Linked DNA regions of Homo sapiens: region 2 is linked to region 1. A link is an interaction called in ENCODE POLR2A ChIA-PET data of the cell type or tissue named here. Cell type or tissue: OCI-LY7. All regions are shown on one strand. Each heading gives the region's core, and the rest is flanking DNA. Links, peaks and the distances in the headings are about the cores only. Region 1 overlaps KIF9-AS1 (KIF9 antisense RNA 1). Region 2 overlaps KIF9 (kinesin family member 9).

Region 1 (16,425 bases), core at 4,814-12,813:
TAGTAAGACCCCATCTCTATTATTAAAAAAAAAGAGGCCAGGCGTGGTGGCTCACGCCTGTAATCCCAGCACTTTGGGAGGCTGAGGTGGGCGGATTACGAGGTCAGGAGATCAAGATCATCCTGGCTAGCACAGTGAAACCCCATCTCTACTAAAAAATAGAAACAATTAGCCAGGCATGGTGGCAGGCGCCTGTAGTCCCAACTACTTGGGAGGCTGAGGCAGGAGAATGGCGTGAACCCAGGAGGCAGAGATTGCAGTGAGCCAAGATCATGCCACTGCACTCCAGCCTGGGCAACAGAGCGAGACTCCATCTCAAAAAAAAAAAAAAAGAAAAGAAAAGAAAGGGGGCTGGGCTCAGTGGCTTATGCCTGTAATCCCAGCACTTTGGGAGGCTGAGGCAAGTGGATCACCTGAGGTCAGGAGTTCAAGACCAGCCTGACCAACATGGTGAAACCCCCTCTCTACCAAAAATACAAAAATTAGCCGGGCGTGGTGGTATGCACCTGTAATCCCAGCTACTTGGGAGGCTGAGGCAGGAGGATCGCTTGAACCTGGGAGGCGGAGTTTGCAGTCAGCCGAGATCGTGCCACTGCACTCCAGCCTGGGTGACAGAGCGAGAGTCCATCTCAAAAAAAATAATAATAAGAAGAAAGGGATCCCAGAGAGTGTCTGTTTCTGCCATATGAGATACAGTAAGAACATAGTAGTCTGCAATCAGAAGAGGGCCCTCACCAGAACATGAACATGCTGGCACCAAAATCTCAGACTTCCTAGCCTCCATAGCTATGAGAAATAAATTTCTGTTGTTTAAGCCACCCAGTCTATGGTAATTTGTCATAGCAGCCTGAACCAACTAAGAGTTGTGTGAACATATTTGTAATAGCTGCTTGGAAGTATTTGTATGCTAGGCCAGGTGTGGGGGCTCCCGCCTATAATCCCTGCACTTTGGGAGGCTGAGGTGGGTGGATCACTTGAGGCCAGGAGTTTAAGACCAGCTTGGCCAATATGGCGAAACCCCATTTCTGCTAAAAATACAAAAATTAGCTGGGTGTGGTGGCGCATACCTGTAATCCCAGCTACCTGGGGGGCTGAGGCACGAGATTCATTTGAACACAGGAGGTGGAGGTTGCAGTGAGCCGAGATTGTGCCACTGCACTGCAGCCCAGGAAACAGTGCAAGATGCTCTCAAAAAAAAATAAATAAATAAATAAAAGGCCCGGCGCGGTGGCTCACGCCTGTAATCCCAGCACTTTGGGAGGCTGAGGTGGGCGGATCTCAAGGTCAGGGGTTCAAGAACAGCCTGACCAACATGGTGAAACCCCCGTCTCTACTAAAAATACCAAAATTAGCCGGATGTGATGGTGTGCACCTGTAATCCCAGCTACTCAGGAGGCTGAGGCAGAATTGCTTGAACCCAGGAGGCGGAGGTTGGCAGTGAGCTGAGATTGCACCTTTGCACTCCAGCCTAGGCGACAGAGTGAGACTCCGTCTCAAAAACAAACAAACAAAAAAAAGTATTTGTTTGTCTACTAAAGTCAACATCTGGGCTCTTCAAAGGCAGTTTCTATTACCTGTTTTGTTTTCTCCTGTGTATGGATCACACTTTCATGTTTTTTGCTCATCTTGTAACTTCGTGTTACAAAGTGGACATTTTAAATAATATATTGTTAGGCCGGGCATGGTGGCTCACGCCTGTAATCCCAGCACTTTGGGAGGCCGAGGCGGGCAGATCACGAGGTCAGGAGTTTGAGACCAGCCTGGCCAACATGGTGAAACCCCATCTCTACTAAAAATACAAAAATTAGCCAGACAGAGGTGGGAGTTGTAGCTCATGTGAGTCAGGGAACCAAGTTCCAGCCCAACTTGGTCTTCTTCATACCCTGTTCCATGATTATGACTTGATAAAAAAAAAGAAAAATATAAATCTTTTTTTTTTTTTTTTTTTTTTGACAGAGGAGGCTGAGGCAGGAGAATTGCTTAAACCTGGGAGGTGGAGGTTGCAGTGAGCCAAGATCATCCCACTGCACTAAGCCTAGGTGACAGAGCAAGACTCTGTCTCGGAAAATAATAATAATAATAACAATAATAATATATTGTAGCAAGTCCATGTCCTGATCTCTATTCCCACTCTCTCCCACCCACCACCCTCCCCTCTAGACTTTTGCTGTTGTTTCCTTGTTTTCTTCTGTTAACCAAAAGGAAAAAAACTGAGGAAAAATTAACTAAGTACAGAGTCTGTTTGGGCCAAGTTAATGGACTACAACCCAGGAGCACAGATTCAAGTTGCCCTGAATATACGCTCTGATTAACAGCAGTTATAAGTGGGTTTTTAAAGGAATATAGAAGAGGCAATTTCTAAGTTGCTTATCAAGAATTTATGTTAGGGCCGGTCATGGTGGCTCACCTCTGTAATCTCAGCACTTTTGGAGGCTAAGGTGGACAGATTACCTGAGGTCAGGAGTTTGAGACCAGCCTGGCCAACATGGTGAAACCCTGTCTTTACCAAAAATACAATTACTGGGGCATGGTAGCATGTGCCTGTAATCCCAGCTACTCAGGAGGCTGAGGCAGAAGAATTGCTTGAACCCGGGAGGCGGAGGTTGCAGTGAGCCGAGAATGCAACACTGTACTCCAACCTGGGCAACAGGATGAGACTCTTGTCTCAAAAAAAATAAAAAAAGAATTTATGTTAAAGTAATATAAGCTATTGATTGGCTGTACATTGTTCTTTATATCACAAATTCCAGGAACAGGAAGATAATGGCTGAGGCTGGGCATAGTGGCTCACACCTGTATTTTCAGCACTTTGGGAGGCTGAGGCAGGTGGATCACTTGAGCCCAGGAGTTGAGACTAGCCTGGGCAACATGGGGATACCCCATCTCTACAAAAAATACAAAAATTAGGGCCGGGCACGGTGGCTCACACCTGTAACTCCAGCACCTGAGGTCAGGAGTTTGAGACCAGCCAGTCCAACATGGTGAAACCCTGTCTCTACTAAAAATACAAAAATTAGCCAGGCGTGGTGGCATGCACCTGTGGTCCCAGCTACTCAGGAGGCTGAGGCAGGAGAATTGCTTGAACCCAGGAGGTGGAGGCTGCAGTGAGCTAAGATGGTGTCACTGCACTCCAGCCTGGGCAACAGACTGAGACTCCGTCTCAGAAAAACAAAAGGAAAATTTGCCAGGTGTAGTAGTGCATGCCTGTAGTCTCAGCTACTCAGGAGGCTGAGGCAGGAGGATTGCTTGAGTCCAGGAGGTCAAGGCTGCAGTGAGCTGTGATTGCACAACTGCACTCCAGCCTAGGTGACAGAGTGAGACCCTGTCAAAAGAAAGATAAAAAAAGATAATGGGTGAGGCAGTCAGGAACCTACAGGGAAGAAAAGAAATAACAGGCCAGGCACGGTGGCTCACATCTGTAATTCCGGCACTTTGGGAGGCTGAGGTGGGAAGATCACGAGGTCAGGAGATTGAGACCATCCTGGCCAACATGGTGAAACCCCGTCTCTACTAAAATACAAATAATTAGCCGGGTGTGGTGGTGCACACCTGTAGTCCCAGCTACTAAAGAGGCTGAGTCAGGGCAATTGCTTGAACCTGGGAGGTGGAGGTTGCAGTGAGCCGAGATCACGCCACTGCACTCCAGCCTGGCAACAGAGCAAGACTCTGTCTCAAAAAAAAAAAAAAAAAAAAAAGAAAGAAAGAAATAACAAAATGCCTTTAAACCATTGTCCCCAGGCATGAGTGCAGGAGTGTGTGGCTGAAGTCCCATATTCATGTGTTTTTTTTTTTTGTTTTTTTTTTTTTGAGACAGGATCTGTCTCTGTTGCTCAGGCTGGAGTGCAGTGGCGCGATGTTGGCTACTGCAACCTTTGCCTCCCCAGCTCAAGCAATCCTCCTACCTCGGCCTTCTAAGTAGCTGGGACTACAGGTGCATGCCACCATGCCTGGCTAATTTTTTTGTGTTTTTTTGTAGAGATAGAGTTTTGCCATATTGCCCAGGCTGGTCTTGAACTCCTGAGCTCAAGTGATCTGCCCACCTCAACATTCCAAAGTGCTAGGATTCCAGGTGTGAGCCATGGCGCCTGACCACTCATGTCTCTTTGTGCCTGATAAGTTTTGCATACCTCATGTACCTCAGACTGCTCTGATTTTTTTTCTCATTTCTCTCTTTTGATTGAAACCTTTCTCTTCTGAAAGCATTGATGTTCAACATTTTAGATGTATGTTTCTCCCATGTAGCTGGGAAGGCTCATTCCCAGGTAACCTTGTTCCATGTCAGAGGAAGAGAGGAGAGGTATTGTGGCTTATGAACTTAGTGATGTCTCAATGCTGAATTGATTAACAAAAAAAAGAGACAGAGCAATGGGACCTTGGTCAGGCCATCCGCTTACAAGGAAGCTGCAGAATATTGGATTCTTTCTAAGCATCTAACTATCATAATTCATTTTCTGTTGTTGACCTTAGTTATCTAAAAGTACAAAGCATAATCAGCTTAAGAATAAAAAATATGATGCAAATAAGGACAATTATTGACAAAACAACTTGAAATCCAGGTCTGAAAAGTGTTCTTATTTCTAAAAGTACCAGGCCAGGTGCAGTGGCTTATGCCTATAATTCCAGAACTTTGGGAGGCCAACGCAGGAGGATCACTTGAGGTCAGGAGTTTGAGAATAGCCTGGGCGACATAGAAAGATCCTATCTCTATAAAATAAAAATAGGCCAGGCTCAGTGGCTCACGCCTGTAATCCCAGAATTTTGGGAGGGCGAGGCGGGCGGATCACGAAGTCAGGAGATCGAGACCATTTTGGCTAACGTGGTAAAATCCCGTCTCTACTAAAAATACAAAAACAAAATTAGCCAGGCATGGTGGCAGTCGCCTATAGTCCCAGCTACTCGGGAGGCTGAGGCCAGAGAATGGCATGAACCCAGGAGGCGGAGTTTGCAGTGAGCCAAGATTGCACCACTGCATTCCAGCCTGGGTGACAGCAAGACTCTATCTCAAAAAAATAAATAAATAAAAATAAAATAAAAAATTAGCCAGGTGAAGTGGCATCCACCTGCAGTCCGTTACTCATGGGGCTGAGGCAGGAGGATCACTCAAGCTCAGGAATTTAAGGCTACAGTGAGCTATAATCATGACACTGCATTACAGCCTGGGCAACAGAGCCAGACTCTATCTCTAAAAAAAATTTTTTTAAACAAATAAATGTAACCAAATAAATATTTCATCTATTCCTTGTACTAGTCTGAAAAATAAGGTATTGAAGATCTCTGCTGTTGAAGATGCCCACTGAGGCAGGGCTGCCTGATATGGTTCCTTCTAACATGTTGGAAAGAGTCCCCTATTTGATGTTTTTGTATTTAAAAAATCTCCAGGTTGGAGACTGTGATCTTTGATGGTCTTATATTCTGGGAGCTCACTGTTAAAATAATCCTTAGGCTGGGTGTGTGGCTCGCACCTGTAATCCCAGCATTTTGGGAGACCGAGGCAGGTGGATTACTTGAGGTCAGGAGTTTGAGACCAGCCTGGCCAATGGTGAAACTCTGTCTCTACTAAAAATACAAAAAATTAGCTGGGTGTGGTGGTGTGCGCCTGTAATCCCAGCTATTCAGGAGGCTGAGGCAGGTGAATCGCTTGAACCTGGGAGGTGCAGGTTGCAGTGAGCCAAGATCGCACTACTACATTCCAGCCTGGGTGACACAGCGACACTCCATCTGGAAAAAAAAAAAAGAAAAATCCTTCATTAATCCTTAATTTTAGTGAGAAGCTTACAAGCCCTTAGCAAAAACAAAGAATATCACCTTTAAGGAAAGCTGGTTCATAGGCTCCTTCATCCTAGGCACATGGACCTTCCCATTACTATTTCAAAGGGAGAAAGAAACCTGATGTTTTCCAAACCAGGTAGAATGTAAGTCAAGCAAATGGAAGAGCCTTAAGCCAGGGAAAGTTAAAAGTTTGCATAAGCTTTGCCAATTGATTCTTTTATTATCTGATTTGTGTTTTCCACCACTCTGGAAGACTAAGGGTGGTATGTACAATGGAAATGCTGATCCATCTTATTGATTGATTGATGGAGTTTTGCTCTTTCACACAGGCTGGAGTGCAGTGGCGCCATCTCAGCTCACTGCAACCCCTGCCTTCCAGTTTCAAGTGATTCTCCTGCCTCAGCCTCCCGAGTAGCTGGGATTACAGGTGCCCGCCACCACACCTGGCTAATTTTTGTATTTTTAGTATAGATGGGGTTTCACCATGTTGGCCAGGCTGGTCTCGAACTCCTGACCTCATGATCCGCCCGCCTCAGCTCCCTAAGGTGCTGGGATTACAGGTGTAAGCCACCGCGCCCAGCCAACCCATCCAATTTCAATCAGCTTTGATGACACAAGATAAGCTTTCTAGAGACTTTTATAATTTCTTACATTTTTTTCCCAATCTCTTTCTTTCCTCAACTTTCTATATCCATTCAGTTTTGTTTTGTTTTTTTTTTCCTGAGATGGAGTTTCGCTCTTGTTGCCCAGGCTGGAGTGCAATGACACGATCTGGGCTCACCGCAACCTCTGCCTCCCAGATTCAAACGACTCTCCTGCCTCAGCCTCCTGAGTAGCTGGGATTACAGGCATGCGCCACCACGCCTGGCTAATTTTGTATTTTTAGCAGAGACGGGGTTTCTCCATGTTGGTCAGGCTGGTCTCAAACTCCCGACCTCAGGTGATCCGCCTGCCTCAGCCTCTCGAAGTGCTGGGATTACAGGTGTGAGCCACTGCACCTGGCCTCCATTTAGTTTTATCTATCATTCTTTCTTATCCTTTCAACTTAAAATAATCTTTAGGAATCTCTAGACAAAAGTACTTTTCCTTTAAGAAAAACTACATTCTCATGCCTTCTTTATAATCTTCTTTACCAAAGACACATTTGGTTTTTAAATGCTGTGTACACAGAATTGTTTCTCTTATAGCTAGAAATTTTTTTTGTTTGTTTTTGAGACAGAGTCTTGCTCTCCCAGGCTGGAGTGCAGTGGCGCAATCTCTGCTTACTGCAGCCTCCACCTACTAGGTTCAAGCGATTCTCCTGCCTCAGCCTCCCAAGTAACTGGGATTATGGGATTACAGGCACCTGCCACCACTCCCAGCTAATTTTTTTATTTTAGTAGAGACGGGGTTTCACCATGTTGGCCAGGCTGGTCTTGAACTCCTGACCTCAGGTGATCCACCTGCCTCGGCCTCCCAAAGTGCTGGGATTACAGGCACGAGCCACCAGGCCCAGCCTAGTAGTTTTAATATATATATTTACTATAATTTTAACTTTTAGTAACCTAATTTCTAGTGAAAAACCTAGAAAGTAATTTTGAACTTTTTTGTCAATATTTGTAGATGAAAATTACTTCATAATTTTTTAAAGATGTTTCTTCCATTTTTATTAACAGATTGAAATATATTTAGCTTTGTTAAACCATAAAGACAACAAAGTATATAAGCTTAAGCTTAAAAGACTAAGTATCATTAATATTGATTAATATTTTATCCCAGAGCTTGGGCCACTAGCTGTAACCTGCCCTGCAGCTGGTAGGCCTAGGCAAGCCACTGTGCCTGGCCTGGTTACCTTTAGAAACACTTTTTTTTTTTTTTTTTTTTTTTGTGACAGGGTCTCGCTCTGTCACCCAGGCTGGAGTGCAGTGGCACAGTCTCGGCTCACTGCAGCCTCTGCCTCCCGGGTTCAAGCGATTATCCTGCCTTAGCCTCCTAAGAAGTAGCTGGGATTACAGGCATGCACCACCACACCTGGCTAATTTTTGTATTTTGAGTAGAGACAGGGTTTCACCATGTTGGCCAGGCTGGTCTTCAACTCCTGGTGTCAAGTGATCCACTCACCTCGGCCTCCCAAAATGTTGGGATCACAGGCGTGAGCCACGCCTGGCCAGAAACACTTTTCAGATACGGATTTCAGATTGTTTTGTTAATAATTGTCCTTATTTGCATAGTTTTTGCTTTTTGAGACAGGGTCTCACTCTGTTGCCCAGGCTGGAGGGCAGTGACACAATCTTGGCTCACTGCAACCTACACCTCCCAGGCTCAAGTGATCATCTGACCTCAGCTTCCCTAGTAGCTGGGGCTATAGGCGCATACTACCACACCCACCTGCCATTACACCTGGCTAATTTTTTATATTTTTTGTAGAGACAGGGTTTCTCCATGTTACCGAGCTGGTCTCCTGGACTCAAGCGATCTGCCCGCATCGGCCTCCCAAAGTGCTGGGATTATAGGCATGAGCCACTGTACCCAGGCCGTATTTTTTATTCTTAAATTGATTATGCTTTATATTTCTAGATGTCTAAAGTCAACAACAAAAAACTAAAAGATTAAATTGATATCTCAGCATTTTAACTTACTTAGAAATGACTCAGACACTTTATGATTATCTATTACATAATTTAACATAACATTACTTCAAGATACACAGTTCAAAGACATATGCATGCTATGGACATACATATGTCTTCAAAGGTCTCACCATGGTCACCTGTCCAGGTCCCAAAATATATATATATATTTTTGAGACAGAGTGTCACTGTGTTGCTCTGGCTGGAGTCCAGTGGCATGATCTTGGATCATTGCAAACTCCACCTCCCGGGTTCAAGTGATTCTCGTGCCTCAGCCTCCCAAGTAGCTGGGATCACAGGCATGTGCCACCACACCTGGCTAACTTCGGTATTTTTAGTAGAGGGGGGTTTCGCCATGCTGGCCAGGCTGGTCTCAAACTCCTGATCTCAAGCAATCCACCCACCTTGGCCTCCCAAAGTGCTGGGATTACAGGTGTGAACCACCACTCCTGGCCTGAACCACTCTCTTATGTGTCTCAGACTGCCTCTAATCACCAGGTAGCAGTAGGGTTCTCAAGTTATCAGGGTTACCAGTTCCTTATTTATGCCTTTCTGGATAAGTAAGTGTCCCTAAAATGTTCTTTCAGTGAGGAATGCCCTGTAAGTCTGCTTTGTGTCCTAGGCAACAGTCCTGACATCTCTGCAGTCTCTAGTCACCTAGACCAGCTGAATGGTTCAGACAGAGTCATTGTCTCATCTCTTCAGGGTAATATAATTCACCCTCATGCACTCTTTGGTTTTGAAATAACAGGAATTGGTCACAAATGAAAAGACAAGTCTGAATTATAAGAAATAGAAAGCAGTTGCAATTTCAAAGGCATGCTAGGTAGTTTTAGGCTATAAGAAGTGAAACCACTTGTATTAGTTCTTTCTTACATTGCTATAAATAAATACCTGAGACTAGGTAATTTATAGACAAAAGAGGCTTATTTTGCTCACGGTACTGCAGGCTGTACAGGAAGGATGGCAGCATCTGTTTCTGAGAAGGTCTCAGGAGGCTTTTACTCATGGTGAAAGGCAAAGCAGGAGCCGGCATTTTATATGGCAGGAGCTAGACCAAGAGAGAGGGTGGGGAGGTGCTACACACTTTTAAACAACCAGATGTTGTGAGAACTCACAAGGGGGCATGGTACTAAGCAATTCATGAGAAACCATCCCCATAATCTAATCACCTCCTACCAGGCCCCACTTCTAACACTGGGGATTCGACATGAGATTTAGTGGGGACACAGACCCAAATCATATCATTCCACCCATGGCCCCACTAAATCTCATGTCCCTCTCACATTGCAAAATACAATTATGTGTTCCCAATAGTCCCTCAGAGTCTTAACTTATTCCAGCATTAACTCAGAAGTCCAAAGACTCATCTGAGACAAGGCTAGTCCCTTCTCCCACCTCAGCCTCCCGAGTAGCTGGGACCACAGGCGTGTGCCACCATGCCCAGCTAATTTTTGTATTTTTAGTAGAGATGGGGTTTCACCATGTTGGTCAGGCTGGTCTTGAACTCCTGATCTCAGGTGATCCACCCGCCTTGGCCTCCCAAACTGCTGGGATTACAGGTGTGAGCCACTGCACCTGGCCTGGTATTTTACGTTTAATGTATTGTTAGATTTATCAGGCGTGGTGGCTCATGCCTACAGATGTGATTACAATCCTAGCCTTTTGGGAAGCTGAAGTGGGTGGATCACTCGAGCCTAGGAGTTTGATACCACCCTGGGCAACATGGCAAAACGCCATCTCTACAAAAACAAAAACAAAAAGAAAAAAACAACCAACCAAATCAAACAAAACAAAACAAAAACTAGCTAGGCGTGGTGGCTTGTGCCTATAGTCCCAGCTACTCAGGAGGCCGAGGTGGGATTCCTTGATCCCAGGAGGCGGAGGTTACAGTGAACCATGAGACTCGCTCTGGCCTGGGTGACAGACCAAGACCCTGTCTCAAAAAAAAACAACAACAAAAAAACAAGGCCGGATGCAGTGGCTCACGCCTGTAATCCCAACACTTTGGGAGGATGAGGCGGGCGGATCACTTGAAGTCAGAAGTTTGAGACCAGCCTGTCCAACATGGTGAAACCCCGTTTCTACTAAAAATACAAAATTAGCCAGGCGTGGTGGGGCATGCCTGTAATCCCTGCTACTCGGGAGGCTGAGGCAGGAGAATCACTTGAACCCAGGAGGTGGAGGTTGCAGTGAGCCGAGATCATGCCATTGCAGTCCAGCCTGGGCAACAGGAGCAAAACTCCGTCTCAAAACAAACAAACAAATATAGATATATAGATAGATGTGGGGGTGGGGGAGACAGTTGGATTCAATTTGCTAAAATTGTGATTAAACATTTTGTATCTATGTTAATGAAGGACATTGGTATATAGTTTTTTTCTTATAGCATCATTTTTTTTTCTTTTTTTTGAAACAGTTTTATTTTGTCACCCAGGCTGGAGAGCCGTGGCGCCATCAGCTCACTGTAACCTCAAACTCCTGGGCTCAAGGGATCTTCCTACCTTAGTCTCCCAAGTTGTTGGAAAAATAGGTGCACACCACCACACCCAGTTATTTTTCCAAATTGGCTGTATAATTTTGCATTTCCATCAGCAATGTATGAGGGTTCCACTTGCTCCAAATCCTTGTCAATATTTGGTATTTTCAGTTTTTTTTTTTTTTGAAATGGAGTCTTGCTCTGTCACCCAGGCTGGAGTGGAGTGGCATGATCTCGGCTCACTGTGACCTGTTGTTGACCAAATACACACATTGAAAAATGTAATTCAAGAGTGGGATATCAGATTCTTGGCTTATAACTAATGATCAAGATTGTACAATGAGCAATAGTCAGATTATTCCTTTCAATGGTTCTTATGGCATCTAAATTACTGATTAATCCATCAATCAATCATAAATTGTGATTAAAATTATCAAATGAATTTTCAGCATTGAAAACTGTTGTGTGAAACATGTCTAACCAGAGAAGTAACATCCTATAAACACTACTTTAGCTAAATTGTTTTAAAGTATTATAAATAAAGTGAATTTCAGAGTAAAAATAAGGTACGTTTTCTGAGCAATAATCAATAAGTTAATCCATAATTTCTTAATTTGCAAATTTGTTTCTTATTTCAGGATTTGGAATATAGTGTGAGGGTTTTGTTTTGTTTTGTTTTGTTTTTTTTAAGACGGAATCTTACTCTGTTGCCCAGGCTGGAGTGCAGTGGTGTGATCTTGGCTCACTCAACCTCTGCCTCCTGGGTTCAAGTGATTCTTCTTCCTCAGCCTCCCGACTAGCTGGGATTACCAGCGCGTGCCATGCCCGGTTAATTTTTGTATTTTTAGTAGAGACAGGGTTTTGGCATGTTGGCCAGGCTGGTCTCAAACTCCTGACCTCAGATGATTCGCCTGCCTTGGCCTCCCAAAGTGGTGGGATTATGGGCGTGAGCCACTGCGCCCGGCCTAATTTCTTAATAGATATCTAAATACATATGCATATACTTATTATGTATTTATTTATTTTTTGAGACATGGTCTTGCTCTGTTGTCCAGACTGGAGTGCAGTGGCGCGATCTTGCCTCACTGCAGCCTCCATCTCCTGGGCTCAAGCAATCCGCCCACCTCAACCTCTTGAGTAGCTGGGACTATAGGTGTATGACCCTATACCCAGCTAATTTTTTATTTTTAGTAGAGATGAAGTCCTGTTATGTTGCCCAGGCTGGTGTCCAACTCCTGAGCTCAAGTGATCCTCCTACATCAGCCTCCCAAAGTTCTGGGATTACAGTTGTCAGCCACCATGTCTGGCAAACTCAATTCTTTTTAATGACAGTATAATACTCCTCTGTATGGATGTTCCAAAATATATTCACCCATTCCCTTATTTATGAGCATTCACTTCATTTCTCCCACCACAAATTATACCATTAATTTGTACATTTAGTCTATGTACGAGTGCTTTTATTTCCGTGAACCAAAATTTTAGAAATAGAATTTGCTGGGTCAAAGGACGCACACACATAGTTGTTACGGAATAATAAATAGATATAAATAACATTCATTACATCTAGTGTAGACAAAATAACAAAACAAATATCTGTCCACTTACTAACTAGTTTAAGAAATACAAATTTACCTGTGCTCTGAGGCCTCCTGGGTGTCCCCTATATAATCCCTTTTCCTGTTCAGAAAGGAAAACCAAACCAAACCAAAACTATCCTAAAATTTTTCTTTACCTTTCTCTTGGTTATAGTTTTACCATATTTCTCAACACCATCTGTTGTTTAATTTTGACTCTTAAAACTTTACATAAATGGAAAAACATTCTATGCCTTTTATTTCCTGTTCATTATTATGTCCCCAAGACTTTACCATTTTGGTAGGCATAGCTGAAAATTTCAGTTATGGCCAGGCTTGGTGGCACATGCTTGTAATCCCAATGCTTTGGGACACCAGTGTGGGAAGATCACTTGAGGCCAGGAGTTCAAGACCAACCTGGGCAACATAGCGAGACCCTGTTTCTAAAAAAACTAAAAAACAATTATACATCAGCACCATAAGACAGGGGAAAAAAAAATCCAGGCATGGTGGAGTACACCTGTGGTCCCAGCTACTTGGGTGACTGAGGTGGGAAGATCGCTTGAGCCCAAGTGTTTGAGGTGATACTCCTGCCTCAGCAACAAATGCAAAACCCTGCCTTTTAAGCTGTTTAATAGTAGTTCATTATATATACTATAGTTGATAGACATTTGCCCATTTGCCAATACTGCTACAGACATTCCTAGACATGTCTTTTGGTGTATATTTGCAAGAGTTTTAATTTGTATATCTAAGAACAATTGTTGGGTTTTAAGATATGCCCATATGCAACTCTACTAGGTAATGCCAACCAACTTGTTTTCCAAAATGATTGTATCAATTAACACTCTGACCAGCACCCTGATTTCCCTGAAACAGCTTTTCAAATGTTTCCTGGACATTAATTTTTCCTCTTCTGAGGTATTTACCAATTTAAAAAGCTGGGTTGTCTTTCTCTTATTCACTTACATTAGTTCTATATATATCCTAGATCAGTGCTGTCCAAGAGAAATAAAATGGAAGTCACAAATGTGATTTTAAATTTTCTAGAAGCCACATAAAGAGGTGAAATGGTTTTTTGTTGAGACAGGATCTTGCTCTGTTGCCCAGGCTGGAGCGCAGTGGCATAATCTCAGCTCACTGCAAACTCTGCCTCCCAGGTTCAAGCGATTCTCATGCTTCAGCCTCCCAAATAGCTGGGACTACAGGTGCATGCAACCATGCCTAGCTAATTTTTGTATTTTTAGTAGAGAAGGGGTTTCACCATGCTGGCCAGGCTGATCTCGAACTCCTGACTTCAAGTAATCCGCCCACCTCAGCCTCCCAAAGTGCTAGGATTATAGGTGTGAGACACCATGCCTGGCCTTTTTTTTTTAAAAGAGACAGTCTTGCTTTGTGATCTAGGCTGGTGTACAGTGGCAAGATCATTGCTCACCGTAACTTTGAACTCCTGGGCTCAAGAGATCCTCCCACTTCAGCCTCCTGACTAGCTGGGACCACAGGCATGTGCCATGATGTCTGGCTAATTTTTTTGAGATGGAGTCTTGCTCTGGCTGGAGTGCAGTGGCGTGATCTCGGCTCACTGCAACCTCCGTCTCCTGAGTTCAAGTGATTCTCCTGCCTCAACCTCCTAAGTAGCTGGGATTACAGGCACATGCCAGCATGCCCGGGTAATTTTTGTATTTTTAGTAGAGATGGGGTTTTGCCATGTTGGGCAGGCTGGTCTTGAACTCTTGACCTCAGGTGATCTGCCCATCTCAGCCTCCCAAAGTGCTAGGATTACAGGTGTGAGCCACCGCACCCAGCCAATTTTTTTGTATTTTAGGTAGAGATGGGGTTTCATCATGTTGTCCAGGGTGGTCTTGAGCCCCTTAGTTAAAGCAATTCACCTGCCTGAGCCTCCCAAAGTGCTGGGATTACAGGCGTGAGCCACCATACCTGGCCTAAGTTTTATTTTCTTGTCCATTTTGCACTCTTTAAAACTGAAATGTATTCCCCCTGCCTCAGCCTCCCAAGTAGCTGGGACTATAGGTGTGCACCACCACAGCTGGCTAATCTCTTTTGTTTTTTGTAGAGCTGGGAGGGAGTCTGGCTATGTTGCACAGGCTGGTCTTAAACTCCTGGTCTCAAGCAATCCTTCCGCCTCAGCATCTCAAAGTGCTGGGATTACAGGCGTGAGCCACCATGCTCGGCCTTTTTTTTTGTATTTTTCTTTATTCTATTTTCTTCTGTTAATTTGGAAAAGCAGTTACCCTACATATTTTATCTTATACACTTAAAAGAGTAAAGGTTAAAGTTAATCAATATTTTTACCCACTTCCCAAACAATACCAGGACCTTGGAAAACTTCAACTCCAACCATCACTCCACTCATCCTGCTTCTAAATATATGACTTTGTTGTCCAGAGTATCAGTTCCATCTTGCTTTACCTTATTAACCACACAAATTACTTACTATTACTTTGTATGGTAAAAAGTTTTTAGTTTTAACCACTTATTTACTAATATTTTTATCATTCCTTCTTGTATAAGGGATCATTTCTTTCTTTTTTATAAAATTATTTACTATGTAAAATTAAAAAAATTTTTTTTCAGCACCTGACACTCCCAGTGTGGGCTGAGATGCTGAGGCTAGGATCATTTCTTGTTGGTGGCAAACTCCAGATTTTTTTGTCTGAAAATGTCTTGAAACAGATAACCTGGCTGAAATCCTGGTTTTATCATTTCTTAGTCATGTGACTCTAGATATGCACCATAACCTCTGGAATCATTGGTTTATTCATCTGCAAAACTGGTAATCTTGAGTACATTCATTCTCTGCTGGGTAAGACAAGTTTGGGAGGGAAGATGCACTGAGAAGCTCCTGAGCAGATGAGTTCTCTAGAAGAACGCCAAGATCCAAAGCAAAACAGAATAAAAGATACACCATAATCACCTCTCTGAATGTTTGAAAACTGTAGGGAGGCTGGGCGCCGTGGCTCATGCCTGTAATCCCAGCACTTTGGGAGGCTGAGGCGGGTGGATCACAAGGTCAGGAGTTCAAGACCAGCCTGGCCAAGATGGTGAAACCCCGTCTCTACTAAAGATACAAAAAATTAGCTGGGTATGGTGGCGCGCGTCTGTAATCCCAGCTACTCAGGAGGCTGAGGCAGGAGAATCGCTTGAACCCAGGCAGTAGAGGTTGCAGTGAGCTGAGATTGTGCCACCGCACTCCAGCCTGGGCGACAGAGTGAGATTCCATCTCAAAAAAAAAAAAAAAAGAAAAAGAAAATTGTAGGGAAGACAAGGTTAACACATATTGAAAAAAAAAATTACCTAATAACAATATTCCTGTATACTTGAGAGTTACAGTGCATGGTTCTTTTTAGTCAGTCTTTTCAAATCCAGTGAAATAGCTGCTTGTAGGAGTTTACAAAAGAGACTTTACAGAAGAGAGTGCCTGACTGGAAGTAATCAACTTGTTAGCCAACTCCAACAATCTATTTTTAACAGAAAAATCCAATGTGAACACTAAGAAAAAGAATTGGTATTCCATGGATGAGCCTGAAAAAAAAAGAAAAAGGAATTGGTAAAAAGGAAAAGTATTAATCAAAAAGTAAGCTTTTCAGAAGTAACAAAGTAGTTATTCATTCAACACTTGCTACCTACAGCCTCAAACACTATAAAATAGGAAAGACAGATTGCTTCTGCCTACAACAAACTTATAAAGTTGGTAAGATAGATATATTATGTAATTAAAATCTGTTAACAAAGCAATATGTAACAGAAAGATTATCTGTATAGGAAAAACAACTACAGAGTATAATAATACTATGTAGGAGGGTGCTGACTTGATACAAATAACATCTAATAGGAATTATAGGAGGTGGAGCTCAATGTAGGTTGTGCATTGTTTTCTAGATTCTTCTTGCCTTGTGTTGGGATGTGCAGAATGAATAGGAATAAAAATAAGTTGTAATTAGGCTGGGTGCGGTAGCTCATGCCTGTAATC
Region 2 (16,425 bases), core at 1,862-9,861, 91 kb before region 1:
CTGGAGTCAGTAGAGTCAGGGGCCTCAGGAAACCAGGAGGTTGGGTGTCAGACTCTGAGCCATACCCACACTGAGCCTGTTTCCTCATTTGGGAAGGAGGGAGTCAGGCATGCTAATCAGCCTCTTGCTGCTCCAGTGGTCTGTGATCCTGTAATTAAGGATTTGGAGGTCCTAATCATTCTCTTTCCTGGTTTTAATGAGGGGCATATAGACCCTTGCAGAACTTCCTTACTGGCCTACTCTGGCTTTTTTCACCACCACAGCCCCTGAAAGATCAAAAGCAAGAAGGAGGGCATGACTTGAGCTTTCAGGACTGTGTCAGCCCGGGGGGTCTCAATAGCATAACTGAAGATAAGACAGAAGGGCCTTCCTTTGGGCCCCACTAGCCTGGGTTCTGTAAGGACCCTCTGGTCGGAGGTAGGAGGCAAAAGCTGCCAAGAGGCAGCTTTACAGCCCTGTCCTATAAGAAGTGTTATAGGACAGGATTTTTTGCAGCCCTGTCCTATAAGAAGTGTATACATTCCTCTAGTATGTGAACCATCCATGCTCCTGTTTTTGGAGCAATACCCTTAATATCCCACTGTCAAAGCTTCAGTATCTCAGCATCTTAGACTTTAGTAATCTAGCCCAGTGCCACTAATAGAAATATACTGTAAGTCACATGCAAATTTGAGTTTTCCAGTAACCACATTTTAAAAAGTAAAAATAAACAGATGAAATTAATTTTAATGATATATTTTATTTAACTAAATATATTTAAAATATTTCCGCATGTAATCAATATAAACTTATTGAGATAGTTTACATTCTTTTTCTCATACTAAGTCTTTGAAATCCAGTACATATTTTATACTTGGGGCACATTTCAGTTTAGGCATAAATATTATCAGAAATGCTTGATCTGTATTTAGATTTCATAAAATGTTGAAAAAGTAGATTTACATACCCAAGTTGTTCCAGACATACTTAAAGTTTACCAATAACTGAATTGCATCAGTTTTTAAATCTAACTGTAATTAAAATTACATAAAATTTAAAATTCAGTTCATTTGTACTAGCCACATTTTAGATACTCAGCAGCCATCTGTAACTTGTGTCTACTATTTTGAACAAAACCGGTCTAAATTCTTAGAGGAAGGCAGGACCTCAGGAATTATCCCTTCCTTGATAAGCACTGGGGAGGGAATTAGGAGTTGAGAAGGCTGAGTTCTGGCTTTACTTCTACCCTTACTAGCTGAGTGACCAATAGACAAATTATTTATTTATTTATTTATTTATTTTTTAGATGGAGTCTCACTGTCACCCAGGCTGGAGTGCAGTGGCGTGATCTCATCTCACTGCAAGCTCTGCGTCCTGGGTTCAAGAGATTCTCCTGCCTCAGCCTCCCGAGTCGCTGGGACTACAGGCGCACGCCACCACGCCCAGCTAATTTGTGTAATTTTAGTAGAGACAGGGTTTCACCATGTTGGCCAGGATGGTCTCGATCTCCTGACCTCATGATCTGCCCACCTCCGCCTTCCAAAGTGCTGGGCTCACAGGTGTGAGCCACCACACCCGGCTGACAAATAATTTTATTTTGTAGTGCCTTCCACAAATACGTATTGCTCCTGCACTGCCTCATTCACAGAGATTTATATGTGGATGGAATTAAATAGATTTGAAAGAGGCATATAAATGATGAGACTCTAAAATAAGAAATCCTCACTCCAGAGTCCTTTCCACTCATTATGCCTCTACTTCGTGAGATGGTTTAAGTGTTAGCCAATCTGATGTCAAGCCTCAAAACACTACAAGATGATACTAAATATCACCCAATTCCTTTAGGACAATAATTATTCTATACATCTTGATGTTCCCTTCTGAGTTAGGAAGCCCCCCTTATGCTAGTTGGCTGTTGGGGTTCTGCTCTTGGTGACCGCTGTACAATCTGTCATCTAGGTTTTTAGGATGATCGAAGAACGCCCCACACATGCCATCACTGTGCGTGTTTCCTACTTGGAAATCTATAATGAGAGCCTGTTTGATCTCCTGTCCACTCTGCCCTATGTTGGACCCTCAGTCACACCAATGACCATCGTGGAAAACCCTCAAGGAGTCTTCATTAAGGGCTTGTCAGTTCACCTCACAAGTCAGGAGGAGGATGCATTCAGCCTCCTTTTTGAGGTGAGATAATAAAACCTGAGGGTTCCTTTCCTTCTCTCCCTCCCTGCCACCCTCCTTCTCAGCTTTTCTTTTTCTTTTTCTTTTTCTTTTTTTGAGACAGGATCTTGGTTTTTCTCCAAGTCTGGAGTATACTGGCATGAACATGGCTCACTGCAGCCTCGACCTCCTGGGCTCAAGTGATCCTCCTGCCTCAGCCTCCCAAGTAGCTGGGACCACAGGAGCATGCTACCATGCCCACTTAATTTTTTTTTTTTTTTTTTTGTAGAGACAAGGTCTGGCCATGTTGCCCAGGCTGGTCTTGAACTCTTGGGCTCAAGCGATCTTCCCACTTCGGCCTCTCAAAGTGCAGGGATTACAGGCAAGCTACTGTGTCCAGCTAGTTTTTTACTTACTTTGATTATCAGAATGGAAATTAATATATGCACATTTAGCAAGTTCAGATAGTGCTGAAAAAAAAAAGGAACAAAAAAGAATTTTATTTCCTCTTCCTTTCCTGTTACGTAAATAAAAAGAAAAAATGATTCATGCATAATCTGTTTTTTACATAAGGCAACAATAATGTATATTTTAGCTCATTTCCTTCCAGTCTTTTTTCCTGTGCAGCTTTTTCTTTACATAGTTGAAATGATTCTTATGTCCCTTTTTTCAGTTAAATTATGAGCTCTTGTATGGAAAAAAATAAGGCCGGGTGCAGTGGGTGATGCCTGTAATCCTAGCACTTTGGGAGGCTGAGGTGGGTGGATCACCTGAGATCAGGAGTTTGAGACCAGCCTGGCCAACATAGTGAAACCCCATCTCTACTAAAAATACAAAAAATAAGCTGGGTGTGGTGGCGGGTGCCTGTAATCCCAGCTACTAGGGAGGCTGAGGCAGGAGAATCACTTGAACCCGGGAGGCACTGGTTGCAGTGAGCCAAGATCGTACCATTGCACTCCAACCTGGGCAACAAGAGCAAAACTCCTTCTCAAAAAAAAAAAAGAAAAGAAAAAGAGAAAAATAAGAATTAGCATCCTTACTATACAAAAGCTCTTAGAGCCAGGTGCGGTGGCTCATGCCTGTAATCCCAGCACTTTGAGAGGCTGAGGTGGGTGGATCACCTGAGGTCAGGAGTTCGAGACCAGCTTAGCCAACATGGTGAAACCTCATCTCCACTAACAATACAAAAATTAGGCTGGGCACGGTGGCTCATGCCTGTAATCCCAACACTTTGGGAGGCGGAGGCAGGCGGATCACAAGATCAGGAGATTGAGACCATCCTGGCCAACATGGTGAAACCCCGTCTCTACTACAAATACAAAAATTAGCTGGATGTGGTGGCGCTAACTCCCAACTACTCAGGAGGCTTAGGCAGGAGAATAGCTTGAACCCGGGAGGCAGAGGTTGCAGTGAGCTGAGATTGTGCCACTGCACTCCAGCCTGGCGACAGAGGGAGACTCCATCTCAAAAAAAAAAAAAAAAAAAAAAAAAATTAGCTGGGAGTGGTGGTGGGCACCTGTAATCCCAGCTACTCGGGGGGCTGAGGCAGGAGAATTGCTTGAACCCAGGAGGCAGAGGCTGCAGTGAGCTGAGATTAAGCCATTGCACTCCAGCCTGGGCAATAGAGTAAGACTCCATCTCAAAAAAATAAAATAAAGGCTCTTAGAAACCAGTCAAATGCACTGGCACAGTGGCTCACGCCTGTAATTCCAGCACTTTGGGAGGCCAAGGCGGGTGGATCACTTGAGCTCATGAGTTCAAGACCAGCCTGGGCAACACAGTGAAACCCCACCTCTACCAAAAATACAAAAATTAGCCAGGCATGGGGGCGCATGCCTGTGGTCCCAGCTGCTTGGGAAGCTGAGGTGGGAGAATCACTTGAGCCCAGCAGGTAGAGGTTTCAGTAAGCTGAGATCATGCCACTGCACTCCAACCTGGGTAATAGAGCAACACTCTGTCTCAAAAACAAGAAAAGAAATCAGTCAAGTGTATGTTATTCTTTTAGAAGTCATATAGGCTAGGAACTCTTTATTTTTTTATGCAAGTTCTCGCTGTGTTGCCCAGGCAATGGGCACATGTGCAATGGCTATTCACAGGCATGATCATAGTGCCTTCTCACAACATAGCAACTTACTTCCTCAACGTCAATAGCAGGATCTTTTTTAAAGGGCCAGAAAGACAAGGCAAGGCCAGGCGCGGTGTCTCACACCTGTAATCCCAGAGCTTTGGGAGGCCGGGGCAGGCGGATCACTGGAAGTCAGGAGTTCGAGACCAGCCTGGCCAACATGGTGAAACCCCCTCTCTATTAAAAATACAAAAAAAGAAAGACAAGGCAAGAGGGTACTTCAGAAGGGGGACTGAAGAGTAAAGGTGAATGACCTGCTGTGGTGGCTCATGCCTGTAATCCCAGCACTTTGGGAGGCTAAGGCAGGAGGATTGCTTGAGCTCAGGAGTTTAAGACCAGTCTGAGCAACATGGCGAAACCCTGTCTCTACAAAAAAATATAAAAAATTAGCCTGGCATGGTGGCCTGTACCTGTGATTTTAGCTACCTGGGAGGCTGAGGTAGGAGGATCACTTGAGCCCGGGAGGCAGAAGTTGCAGTGAGCCAACATCACGCCACTGCACTTCAGCCTGGGCAACAGAGTGAGAATGATCTCAAAAAAAAAAAAAAAAAGAAGAAGAAAAATGAAGTGACCCCTTATATTCTTGGTGAGTGTCACTGGATTTGTAGAACAGGCCTGACCATAGACTATAGCCTCACTACTATAAGCTATAGAGGTATGGCCACAGGAGTCTGCTAGGCTTGCTCCACAGCCTCAGGCCTTCCCTCTTCAGCGGGTGCTCTCCTCTCCCCAGGGGGGGCTGTCCCCCACCCTCACTTTGGGGCTTGTTCATAGCACTTCTCATCAGCATTTAAGGAGACATCAGTCTATCCCTCAAGGACCTTTTTCTCCAAGAACAGCCATTTCCACCACACCACCACCCTGTCTCTACAAAAAATTCCTTTTTAAGTATATTCTGGTCATAAGGCCTCCTCCTGTAAATTAGAGGTAAGGGCCTACTGTCCCTTTAAAAATACAAATTACTAGGTCAGGCACAGTGGCTCATGCCTGTAATCCCAGCACTGTAGCAGGCCGAGGCGGGCAGATCTCTTGAACTCATAAGTTCCAGACCAGCCTGGGCACATGGTGAAACCCTGTCTCTACAAAAAATACAAAAATTAGCCAGGTGTGGTAGTGCACGCTGGTAGTCCCAGCTACTCAGGAAGCCGAGGTGGGAGGATGGCTTGGGCCCGGGAGGCAGAGGTTATAGTGAGCCGAGATCGTGCCACCACACTCTAGTATGGGTGACAGACTGAGATGCTCTCCCAAAAAAAAAAAAAAAAAGGAGAACACAAAATAAATAAAAATATAAATTATTATTTTTATAGTAATACATGCTCACTAAAAAAAACCCACAAAACTGTATAAAAAAGATAAAATAACCTATAAACCCCAACCCAGAAGCAACTATTATTAACATCTTATTAGCAGAATTCTGCTTATTTCTTCTATGAATGCTTTTGCATTTCTTAGATCAGCTATAATATGATTTTGGATTCTACATTTCTCTCTGTTATTAAAAACTATGTGTCAGCATTTTCCTGGCTGCCCAATATCCCACTGTATACATAGATCATTCCCAAATTGTTGGACATGCAGGTTGATTCTGATTCAATATTCATAAACATTTTTAAGGCTCTTGATTTTTATTGTCACTTTGCTTTCCAGAAAGCTATACCAATTCACACTTCCCCAGCGGCGGGTGAAAGTGTAGATGTGGACTCCAATTTGACTCCCTTTCTATTAGTTTATAAAAGAGGTTTGCCTGGAAGGCCCAGCTGATCGCAGTGATATGAGACCACTTGTGTAGCTATTGGTATAATTGAAAAATGACCCAAGTGCCTTGTCGTTTTAGTTTTTCGAAATGTTGCCTATGATTCCCTTCCTCTTCAGGGTGAGACCAACAGGATTATAGCCTCCCACACTATGAACAAAAACTCTTCCAGATCACACTGCATTTTCACCATCTACTTAGAGGTAGGTGCAAGCTCTTTGATCAGCCCAGGCGGGGCAGTCAATTCCCACGGGGCCTGCTCAGTCAGAAACTTCTCCCTGTGACAGTCTAACTTCTGCTTGGATGTTTTGTAGGCCCATTCCCGGACCTTATCAGAGGAAAAGTACATCACTTCCAAAATTAACTTGGTGGATCTGGCAGGCTCAGAGAGGCTGGGGAAGTCTGGGGTAAGTGATGGGGGCTGGAGGTTGCTACTCAATAAACCACAAGCCCTTTTTCTGGCACAGTGCCTGCACATCTGGGCCATGACTCATTGGATATTTGTGAACACAGTCCTGAGCTAGGCGAAGTGGGACATGTGGGCTTGCTGGAGGGACAGGATTTGCAAAAAGGGAACGGCTATTACCTGGGGGCGGTTCCTACCTCAGAGGATTTTTGTAAACATTAAATGAGATAGTGCCCTCTACATTCTTAGCAAAGTGCCTGGCACTCAGTGCTCAGTAAATATTCCTTGCTGGTATAGCATTTCTCTGTGTGTGTTTTTGTTGTTGTTGTTTTGAGACACAGTCTCGCCGTGTCTCCCAGGCTGGGGTACAGTAGCACAAATACAGCTCACTGCAGCCTTGACCTCCCAGGCTCAAGTGATCATCCCACTTCAGTGTCTCAAGTATCTGGGACCACAGGTATGCACCACCATGACCAGCTAATTTTTAAATTTTTTTGTAGAGACGGGGTCTCGCTATGTTGCCAAGGCTGAACTTGAACTCCTGGGCTCAAGCGATCCTCCTGCTTTGGCCTCCCAAAGTGCTGGGATTACAAGTGTGAGCCACCACACCTGGCTTCTTTGTGAATGAATATGAGTATTCGTATGAGTATTTGCATGAGTATTTCAAATAAATATTTGTATGAGTGTATTAGCAGAAGTATTAACAAGAGTATTCAGATGAGCATTTGTATGTGCATTCATGAGTGTTTGTGTGAATATTCACAGGATTCTTTGCTCAAATATCTAGACAAGTATTTCAGTACATATTCATATTAGTGTGAATCTTTGAGTGAATGTCCATATGAATATTCATGTAAGCATTCACATTCGCATGAGTATTCACATGAGTGTTCACATGAATATTTCTGAGTTTTGGTATTACCATTATTAGCCCAAGATGGAATACAATCGCATGACATTGAAAGAAGACCCTGGTTCTGGGAAGGAGGCGCTGACCTGACCACAGACTTATAGCATTTCTCCAGACCAGGAAGACTGCTATTCTTAGTGGGGCAGCTGCTTTATTCCATCCAAAGTGGAACTGACCTTTGCTTTGTAGTCTGAGGGCCAAGTCCTGAAGGAAGCCACCTACATCAACAAATCGCTCTCATTCCTGGAGCAGGCCATCATTGCCCTTGGGGACCAGAAGCGGGACCACATCCCCTTTCGGCAGTGCAAGCTCACCCACGCTCTGAAGGACTCGTTAGGTGAGGGGGTACAGTTGCTGCCCAGGGAGGAGGGTCTGTGTCTTTGGGGAGGGACAGGTTTGGCACATCTGCCACTGGTGATGATAGAATTGCTCCCTCCTGGTGGCATGGATTCACCTGCAGCACATTCACAGTGACTTCAGACACCTGGAAAGGCAGAATCAAGCACTGTGCCCAGAACACACTATGCTATTCACTCCTCAGAACCTTCCTTAGGCTTTTTACCTGTGCTAGGAATACCTTCTCTTTTCCTCTTGTCCTGAGGAGACAGCTGGCAGAATCCTTCACAGCCTGAAGACTTGGGGCGAGGGCCTCTCTCCCATGGTGTCTTCCCTTCCCCTGCAGCCTCCTGTACAGAGCAGCGGGGGCTTTGTCTTATCATCCCCATAGCCCTAGGCCTTTGTGTTGAGCCTGACAACACAGTCACTAGTGTCTGATTGTTAACTGAGTGCCACCCTGAGCAAAGCTCCAACTCATACCTCCCTCTCCTGTCCCTGCCCCTCCCTGCCCTGTATCATCTCTCCTCTGCTGTTTTCTCCTGGATCCTCTTTTAGGTACATGTGGTGGCCTCTCTTTCTCTCTTCCCCTTACCTCCCAGCCTCACAGATGTGTGTGTCCTCTCTGACCCTGTCTCAGTTCAGGCTGCTATAAGAAAATACCATAAACTAAGTGGCTTAAACAATAGACATTTATTTCACATAGTTCTGGAGACTGGAAGGTTCAAGATTCAAGTGCCAGCAGATTCAATGCCTAGCGAGGGCCCTCCTCCTGGCTTGCAGATGGCTACCTTCTCGCGTATCCTCACATGGAAAGAAAGAGAGGGTTCTGGTCTCTTTCCTTATAAGGACACTAACCCCATCATGGGGGCCCCACCCTCTGACTTCAACTAAACCAAATTACCTCCCCCTCCCCAAGTCCTCCATCCAGATGCCATCACGTCGGGGTTACAACTTCAACATATGAATTTTATAAGGACAAAAACATTCAGTCTTGACCAGGTGTGGTGGCTCACACCTGTAATCCCAGCATTTTGGGAGGCTGAGACAGGAGGATCGCTTGAGGCCAGGAGTTCAAGACCAGCCTGGGCAACATAGCAAGACCTCATCTCTACTAAAAACAAAAAAAATTAGCCAGGTGTGGTAGTGTGCACCTGTGGTGCGAGCTACTTGGGAGGCTGAGGCAAGAGGATCACTTGAGCCCAGGAGACTGAGGCTGCAGTGAGCTGTGATTGTGTCACTGCACTACAGCCTGGGTGACATAGTGAGACCCTGTTTCAAAAAAACAAATAAAAAGCATTCAGTATATAACAGACCCCATCAACTCCTTTGGAGCAGAAAAAACACATGGTTCATAGCCCTTCTGTGTCTTGCTTTCCGCAGGGGGAAACTGCAATATGGTCCTCGTGACAAACATCTATGGAGAAGCTGCCCAGTTAGAAGAAACGGTATGTAAAGACAGTCAGTGAAACCAGGCTGGAATCCCCCTTCATGGGTGCCAGGGCAGGGTAAGGCTCCAGGCTGGCTACCCTGGCACAGTGGCCATAGACATTGTCAAGAGTGGAAGGATCCAGGGGTGAGTCTGAGCCACAGTTGCTGAGGGGGCCCAGAGCTAGGATCCACACACCAAGCACTAAGCTGTGCGGAGGAAAAGGGCCAGCCAGCAGGCAGGCTCAGCATGGGAGACTGTGTGAGGAGGGAGGCTGAGAGCCAGCTTTGTGAAGACAAGGACCATGTTTCCTGGGGTGCTGCTCCTGGAATTGGGATCAAGAAGGATCGTTGGTGACTTGTTCTTTATAATCACACATGTTTAAACATCTTGAAAACCCCACAGGGTTCCAGGCTGTGGTTATAAGGCCAGTATGAGCAGATGGTATTAAGCACCTGCCATGTGCACCATGGTAAGCAGGAGTAACCTGGTAGAAATTAGTCTTAAATGCCCTTGGGCCTCAGCATCCTCAACCCAGAAAGAGAGAGAAGCCATGGTCCTAAGTAACGTGAGGCCCAGAGGGAGGAGACCTTCAGAGGAGGCCAGGATGGGGGTGATGGGGAACTTTTCCTGAAGCTGGAGTAGGGAAAGATGGGCACTGAGCTGGCTGGGGTTAAAGGATGGGTGGTAGGATAAGCAGAGGTATTCCTGGCAGAGGTAATAGTGGGACTGAAGATGTGACCCACACCAGGAACATCTATCTACTGCGGGGGGTGGGGGCTCTCAGCAAGAAGAAGAAAAGAAATCACAGGGGCTGAATCGGCTCTGGTGTCCTGGCTGAGGCCTTGGCTGTTTTCCTGCAGGTGGCTGGAGCTGTCACAGGGTTTGAGTAGGGGAGGGCTGTGGCCAGAGGTGGGATTAGTCAGGGAGATTATCCAAGTGGCAGGACACAGGTGGCCTGGGGAAGGGAGAAGCTTGTGAGAATTAGAGGCAGGAATAAAGGTCTAGCCCAGTGACACAGGTGAGTCCACACAGCTGAGCACCTCCAGCTTGGGGCTTTCCCAACCTTCCTCTGAAGTGCCACCCATCATAAATAAGACAGATTAGGGGCCGGGCGTGGTGGTTCACGCCTGTAATCCCAGCACTTTGGGAGGCTGAAGCGGGTGGATCACCTGAGGTCAGGAGTTCAAGACCAGCCTGACCAACATAGTGAAACCCTATCTACTAAAAATACAAAAATTAGCTAGGCATGGTGGTGCATGCCTGTGGTCCCAGCTACTCGGGAGGCTGAGACAGGAGAATCGCTTGAACCTGGGAGGCAGAGGTTGTAGTGAGCTGAGATTGCACCACTGCACTCCAGCCTGGGTGACAGAGTGAGATGTCTCAAAAAAACAAAACAAAAAAACCCCACAAAAGACAGATTAGGAAAGCTATCATTAGACATTTTACTTTTCAAGTGTGGATGTTTAAGGCAAGCTTCAGTCACCTGGAGAATCTACTTAGGAGAAACAGATTATTTCCAAAGATGCTTCAGGGCAAGACATGCCTGCAGGGTCTCGCAGCTGTGTGCATTAGGGACTGTCCCAGCTTCCAAGGAGAGTGCTCCTGTCGTACATCCAGCACCCTGGGACTTGGGAGGCAGGGGAGGAGAGCTCCAGCTGACGTGCAGGCAGCATCCCCAGAGGAAGGCTTCTGGAACTTCTTGGTCTCATGGCATAAAATGCATGGTTGAGGCCAGGTGTAATGGCTCATGCCTGTAATCCGAGCACTTTGGGAGGCTGAGGTGGGCAGATCACTCCTTGAGGTAAGGAGTTTGAGACCAGCCTGGCCAACATGGTGAAACGCTGTCTCTAGTAAAAACATAAAAATTAGCAGAGTGTGGTGGCGGGCGCCTGTAATCCCAGCTACTTGGGAGGCTGAGACAGGAGAACCCTGGAGGCAGAGGTTGTAGTGAGCGGAGATTGGGCCACTGAACTCCAACCTGGGTGACAGAGCAAGACTCCATCTCAAAAGAAAAGAAAAAAAAAAAACAAAAAAACCCCGCATGGTTGAACCCAAGAAGAGCCATAAGAAATGGGCCTCCTGGCTGCCTTGTTAACAAAGATGCCCTCCAAGACAGTAGAAGCTCCCTGTCTCCCTTTATCCCCACCTCCTGTGATGGTTACAGCTCAGGAAACAACTCCTGGTACCCGCAGTCTCCGGGGGCTTGTGCCCATATACCACTTGGGTTCTCTGCCCAGGACGGAACCCAGAGCTCAGAGGAGCTGTTGGAGGGGTCTCAGGGGTTTGGGACAAAGGTATATTGGGGGTATGGAAGCTAATGATTGTCTCTTCCAAATGTGTTGAAACTTTAAAACTATTCTCATCATGGATTGTATTGCTTTATGCAGTGACACTGTACATGTGTGCTGAGTAACCACAGGGATGGGACATGGCCATACTTGCGGCTGTACTTGGAGTAGGAGAGTCTGACTTGGCCCTGCATAGAAGCAACACCACCTGTAATGACAGAGACGTCTTCTTGAGGGCTCGCTGTGAGCCAGCTCTGTACAGAGCGCATATACACCTTATCAAGGCAGCTCTCCCTTCACCTTACAGAGAAGATGTGAGATCTGTCAGTGGTCCTGCAGGGGGTCAGTGGCTGAGCTCTGAGCCACCAGAGTAGACTGCCCAAGGAAGAGCCCTTTCAGTCTTTCCTCTGGCCCACTTAGGGGCCAGCCACTCCTAGACTGCTTCCTCATTTCAGGATCATTCATTGAGAGATGAGACAGCCCAGCATGGCCTGAGGCAAGAATCTCTGGGCCTGCCTCCTGAGGCCCCTGGCTGTTCGTCACTGCCAAGGAGGAGCTCTCCACCCCTCAGCTAACATCCAAGCAATGAGGCATGGCATCTGGGCCTGCTCCCATAGCTGCCTCATAGGCCTCCAGCCATAATTATCCTTGGCTGGCTCCCCCTCCAGAGAGACTCTGCTGCGACCCCCCAGGCATCACTCTTAGTGTCCCGGGGACCCCAGAGTCCATTTTGGAGCATGCTTCTATGCAGAGATTTATCTTTCCTAGTGGTCTCATTTTACCTATTTTGCAAATAATCTCTATTCACAAGCAATGGGCCAAAGACACAGAGGCCAGTCAGCACACACACACACATTTTAGACCTCTGCTGAGTTGAATTTTTGGCCTTGTTACTGAGTAGCAAAGGCTAACGAACATTCCAATGCTTCCCTCCTTTCAGGTTCAACATTTACCAAACACCTACCACTTGCTGGCCTTACCTGAGAAACTGATTCCCCAGGCCCATGATTCCTCAAGGCCTTTCTCAGTTCCACTGCCAGTACCACTGAGCCTCCTCCCAGAGCACCCTGTCATTGTCTCAGTCCACCTGAGATGTTGACCTGGCTCTCGCCTCCCTCACACTTGGGGCGTACTGTCCCTCCATCAGGATGCACTTATCCCTTCCCCATCACCTGGCAAACTACTCCTCTGGCCCCTCCCAGGCCCCACCCAGGCACTAGGATGGGTTTCCTATTGGTCCTGCTCCCAGCTGTGAAGAGCACAGACTTGGGAGCTGGAGTGCCTGAGTTGAATTCCTGTGTGGCCACAGACCAGCTCTGTGGCCATGGGTGGGTGCCTTGACCTCCCTGTTTTTCAGTGTCCTCGTCTATAAAACTGGGTTGATGATACGTCTACCTTACAGGAAGTTGCGAGGATTAAATGAGCAACCACACTTCTACACTTAGAACAGAGCCTGGCCACAGCAAGCGCTGTGGAAGGGTTGGCCCTATCATAACTTGGCATGAGCTTACCTGTAGGGGTGGGTTGCCCCTACACACCTGTGGGTGTTTCTCGTAAGGTGGGACGAGAGATTTGGAAAAGAAAAAGACACAGATACAAAGTATAGAGAAAGAAATAAGGGGACCTGGGGAACCAGCGTTCAGCATATGGAGGATCCCGCCAGCCTCTGAGTTCCCTTAGTATTTATTGATCATCTGTGGGTGTTTCTCGAAGAGGGGGATGTGTCAGGGTCACAAGACAATTGTGGGGAGAGGGTCAGCAGACAAACACGTGAACAAAGGTCTTTGCATCATAGACAATGTAAAGGATTAAGTGCTGTGCTTTTAGATATGCATACACATAAACATCTCAATGCTTTACAAAGCAGTATTGCTGCCCGCAGGTCCCACCTCCAGCCCTAAGGCGGTTTTTCCCTATCTCAGTAGATGAAGCATACAATCGGGTTTTATACCGAGACATTCCATTGCCCAGGGACAGGCAGGAGACAGATGCCTTCCTCTTGTCTCAACTGCAAGAGGCATTCCTTCCTCTTTTACTAATCCTCCTCAGCACAGACCCTTTACGGGTGTCGGGCTGGGGGACGGTCAGGTCTTTCCCTTCCCACGAGGCCATATTTCAGACTATCACATGGGGAGAAACCTTGGACAATACCTGGCTTTCCTAGGCAGAGGTCCCTGCGGCCTTCCGCAGTTTTTGTGTCCCTGGGTACTTGAGATTAGGGAGTGGTGATGACTCTTAAGGAGCATGCTGCCTTCAAGCATCTGTTTAAAAAAGCACATCTTGCACCGCCCTTAATCCATTTAACTCTGAGTTGACACAGCACACGTTTCAGAGAGCACGGGGTTGGGGGTAAGGTTATAGATTAACAGAATCTCAAGGCAGAAGAATTTTTCTTAGTACATAACAAAATGGAGTCTCCTATGTCTACTTCTTTCTACACAGACACAGTAACAATCTGATCTCTCTTGCTTTTCCCCACACTTACCTACCCATTATCTGCCCCTTCTCTCACAGAATGAAGGGCTGAGCAAGCTGAGGCCACTCTGGGAGGTCCAGGCCCCAGATGTTGGATGCAGGGTTAGACATGATAGCCATAAGCCTTGCTGAAGGGAGGCTGAGAGAGCCCAGTACGCCTCCTGTCCTGACATGGCCTTGTGGCTTGGCAGCAGAGAGGTCCCTGAGGGAAGTGTATACAGGGGACAAAACTGGTAGGAGCCCATCTCTGTGCTGGCAGTGAAGCCTTTCAGCCCAAACCTGTGGAGACTCCCTGTGGATGGTGGGGAGGACACTTGACTAAGGCTGGTGGGCAGAGTCCAGGCTTCATTAACAGATCGGTCACGCCCCAGAGCAGCCTTTCTTAGCATGTGTGGCTAGAGGCCCCTGCCTCCAAATGCAGCAGAACTACCCATTCCCACCCAGACTGCTGAGTCTATTCATCAGGGGGCCTGAGCATCTGCCCTCCCAGGAATGGCTCAGGGGTGTCTTCACAGGGTAAAGTTTGAGCAGACGCTGCTCAGGGGCTAGACCTGCACTGGCCACTATGGCAGCCACTGGCCACATGTAGCTATGGAGCACTCAGATGTGGCTGGTCCTGACTGACATATAATGCAAGTGTAAAATGCACACCAGATTTCAAAGACCCAGCACCAAAAAAGAAGGTGTATTAGTCCATTCTCACACCTGAGACTGGGTACTTTATAAAGAAAAGAGGTTTAATTGGCTCATGGTTCCACAGGCTGTACAGGAAGCATGGCAGCATCTGCTTTGGGGGCGGCCTCAGGGAGCTTTTACTCATGGTGGAAGGCAAAGCAGGAGAAGACGTCTTACATGGCAGGAGCAGGAGGAAGAAAGTGAGGGGCAGGGAGGTGCCATATGTTTAAATGACCAGATCTCATAAGAACTCACTCACTACCATGAGAACAGCACCAAAGGGGAAGTCCATCCCCATGATCCAATCATCTCCCACCAGGCCCCACCTCCAGCATTGGGGATTATATTTCAACATGAGATTTGGGTGGGGACAGAGATCCAAACCATGTCAGATGGTAAAATATCTCAATAATTTAAAAATGTTGATTACATGTTGAATTTATAACATTTTGGGGCCAGGTTCAGTGGCTCACACCTGTAGCCCCAGCTACTTAGGAGGCTGAGGTGGGAGGATTGCCTGAACCCAGAAGGTAGAGGCTGCAGTGAGCTATGACTGTGCCACTGCACTCCAACCTGGATGACAGAGCAAGACCCTGTCTTAAAAGAACAAAACAAAACAAACAAAACCCCACAAACAAACCATAATATTTTTGATATCTTGGGTTAAAATTTAAATAAAACATATTAAAATTATTTTTACCTGCTTCTTTTTAGCTTTTCTTACATGGTTACTAGAAAATATAAAATTACATGTATGGCTTACATTTGTAGTTTGCATTGTATCTCTGTTGGACATGGCTGATCGAGACCCTGAAAACTGCGTGAAGGAGGGGGATCACTGTGGTTTGTGGAAGGGGCAGAAACGTTTCATGTGAAGGAAAACCAGGAGGGCTTCAGGAAGGAAGCTGATTTTCAGCTGAGCCTTGGAGAGAGAGTGGAACGCAGGAAGGCAGACAGCATAGGAGGACAGAAAAGGGTACTCCAGGCAGGGGGTCACCTGAGCAGAGGCCTAGAGATAGAAAGTGGTCAGGTTTGGATGAATAGACCAGTGCGCATCCTCACAGTCTACATGACGAGGACCAGGCTGCTGGATGTGCCCTCTGTCACCTTCCTGCTCTTCTCATGGGGACCTCATACCCAAGAACTCTTTTGACCAATGTCCTCTGGGGGAAGGGAACCAACATGGGTTGACAAGGGAGCTTAAGGAGCCAGGAAAGGGCAGGCAAGGTCTCTGAGAAGGCCGGTCTCTTGGGGTCTCACTTTAGTGGCGAGCCATCTAATGTCTACCTGCTCTGTTTTGCAGCTATCTTCACTGAGATTTGCCAGCAGGATGAAGCTAGTCACCACTGAGCCTGCCATCAATGAAAAGTATGATGCTGAGGTACAGCAGGGGTTGTGGACAGGTGTCCCACTGTGGGGAAAGTGTATGGGTTTGCTGCTTGGGTCACACAAGCGAGCCTTCCCTTCCTGCCTCAACCAAAGATCCCCATGCAGCCCTGGGTCAGCCCTTTTCCACTCCTGGACTGGCCAGAGTCTTCAGAGTCCCTGGAGACCCTTAGGGGCTGTCATGGGGTAAAAGGGCTAGGTCAGGCCACCAACAAGTTCACATGTGAGGCCTAAAGAACTTATTAGAAATGGGATAGAAGCCGACCTTAAGATGAAGAAAAATTTTTTTTTTTTTGCCAGTCAATAATTTTTTTTAAAATTAATTAATTTATTTTTTTATTGATCATTCTTGGGTGTTTCTCACAGAGGGGGATTTGGCAGGGTCATAGGACCATAGTGGAGGGAAGGTGAGCAGATAAACAAGTGAACAAAGGTCTCTGGTTTTCCTAGGCAGAGGACCCTCTGGCCTTCCGCAGTGTTTGTGTCTCCGGGTACTTGAGATT

What was found. ChIA-PET counts read pairs that join two places held together with the same protein. Peaks named below come from ENCODE experiments on the same cell type or tissue, not always from the same donor. Only the 100,000 strongest peaks of a DNase experiment are listed, where the experiment ranks them.
Region 2: POLR2A ChIA-PET joins it to region 1 with 6 read pairs; 9 of 35 experiments call an interaction of 5 or more read pairs at or near these places.

What each region holds. Positions count from the first base shown.
Region 1 is chr3:47,168,721-47,185,145 of GRCh38, reverse strand. KIF9-AS1 (KIF9 antisense RNA 1) reads right to left here. Exons shown (of 7, transcript NR_033373.1): 2 at 15,750-15,977. Among named protein-coding and RNA genes, the nearest start is that of KIF9-AS1, 13 kb to the right of the region's middle. RefSeq lists an enhancer at 9,337-9,396. In OCI-LY7, for the core only: no CTCF peak of the experiment used is centred there; a DNase peak (open chromatin) is centred at 9,325; H3K4me3 peaks cover 1,772 bases; H3K27ac peaks cover 3,285 bases.
Region 2 is chr3:47,256,975-47,273,399 of GRCh38, reverse strand. KIF9 (kinesin family member 9) reads left to right here. Exons shown (of 21, transcript NM_182902.4): 5 at 1,939-2,163; 6 at 6,137-6,220; 7 at 6,332-6,424; 8 at 7,523-7,670; 9 at 9,050-9,114; 10 at 15,840-15,917. Among named protein-coding and RNA genes, the nearest start is that of SNORD13J, 15 kb to the right of the region's middle. RefSeq lists an enhancer at 12,622-13,528. In OCI-LY7, for the core only: no CTCF peak of the experiment used is centred there; a DNase peak (open chromatin) is centred at 6,479.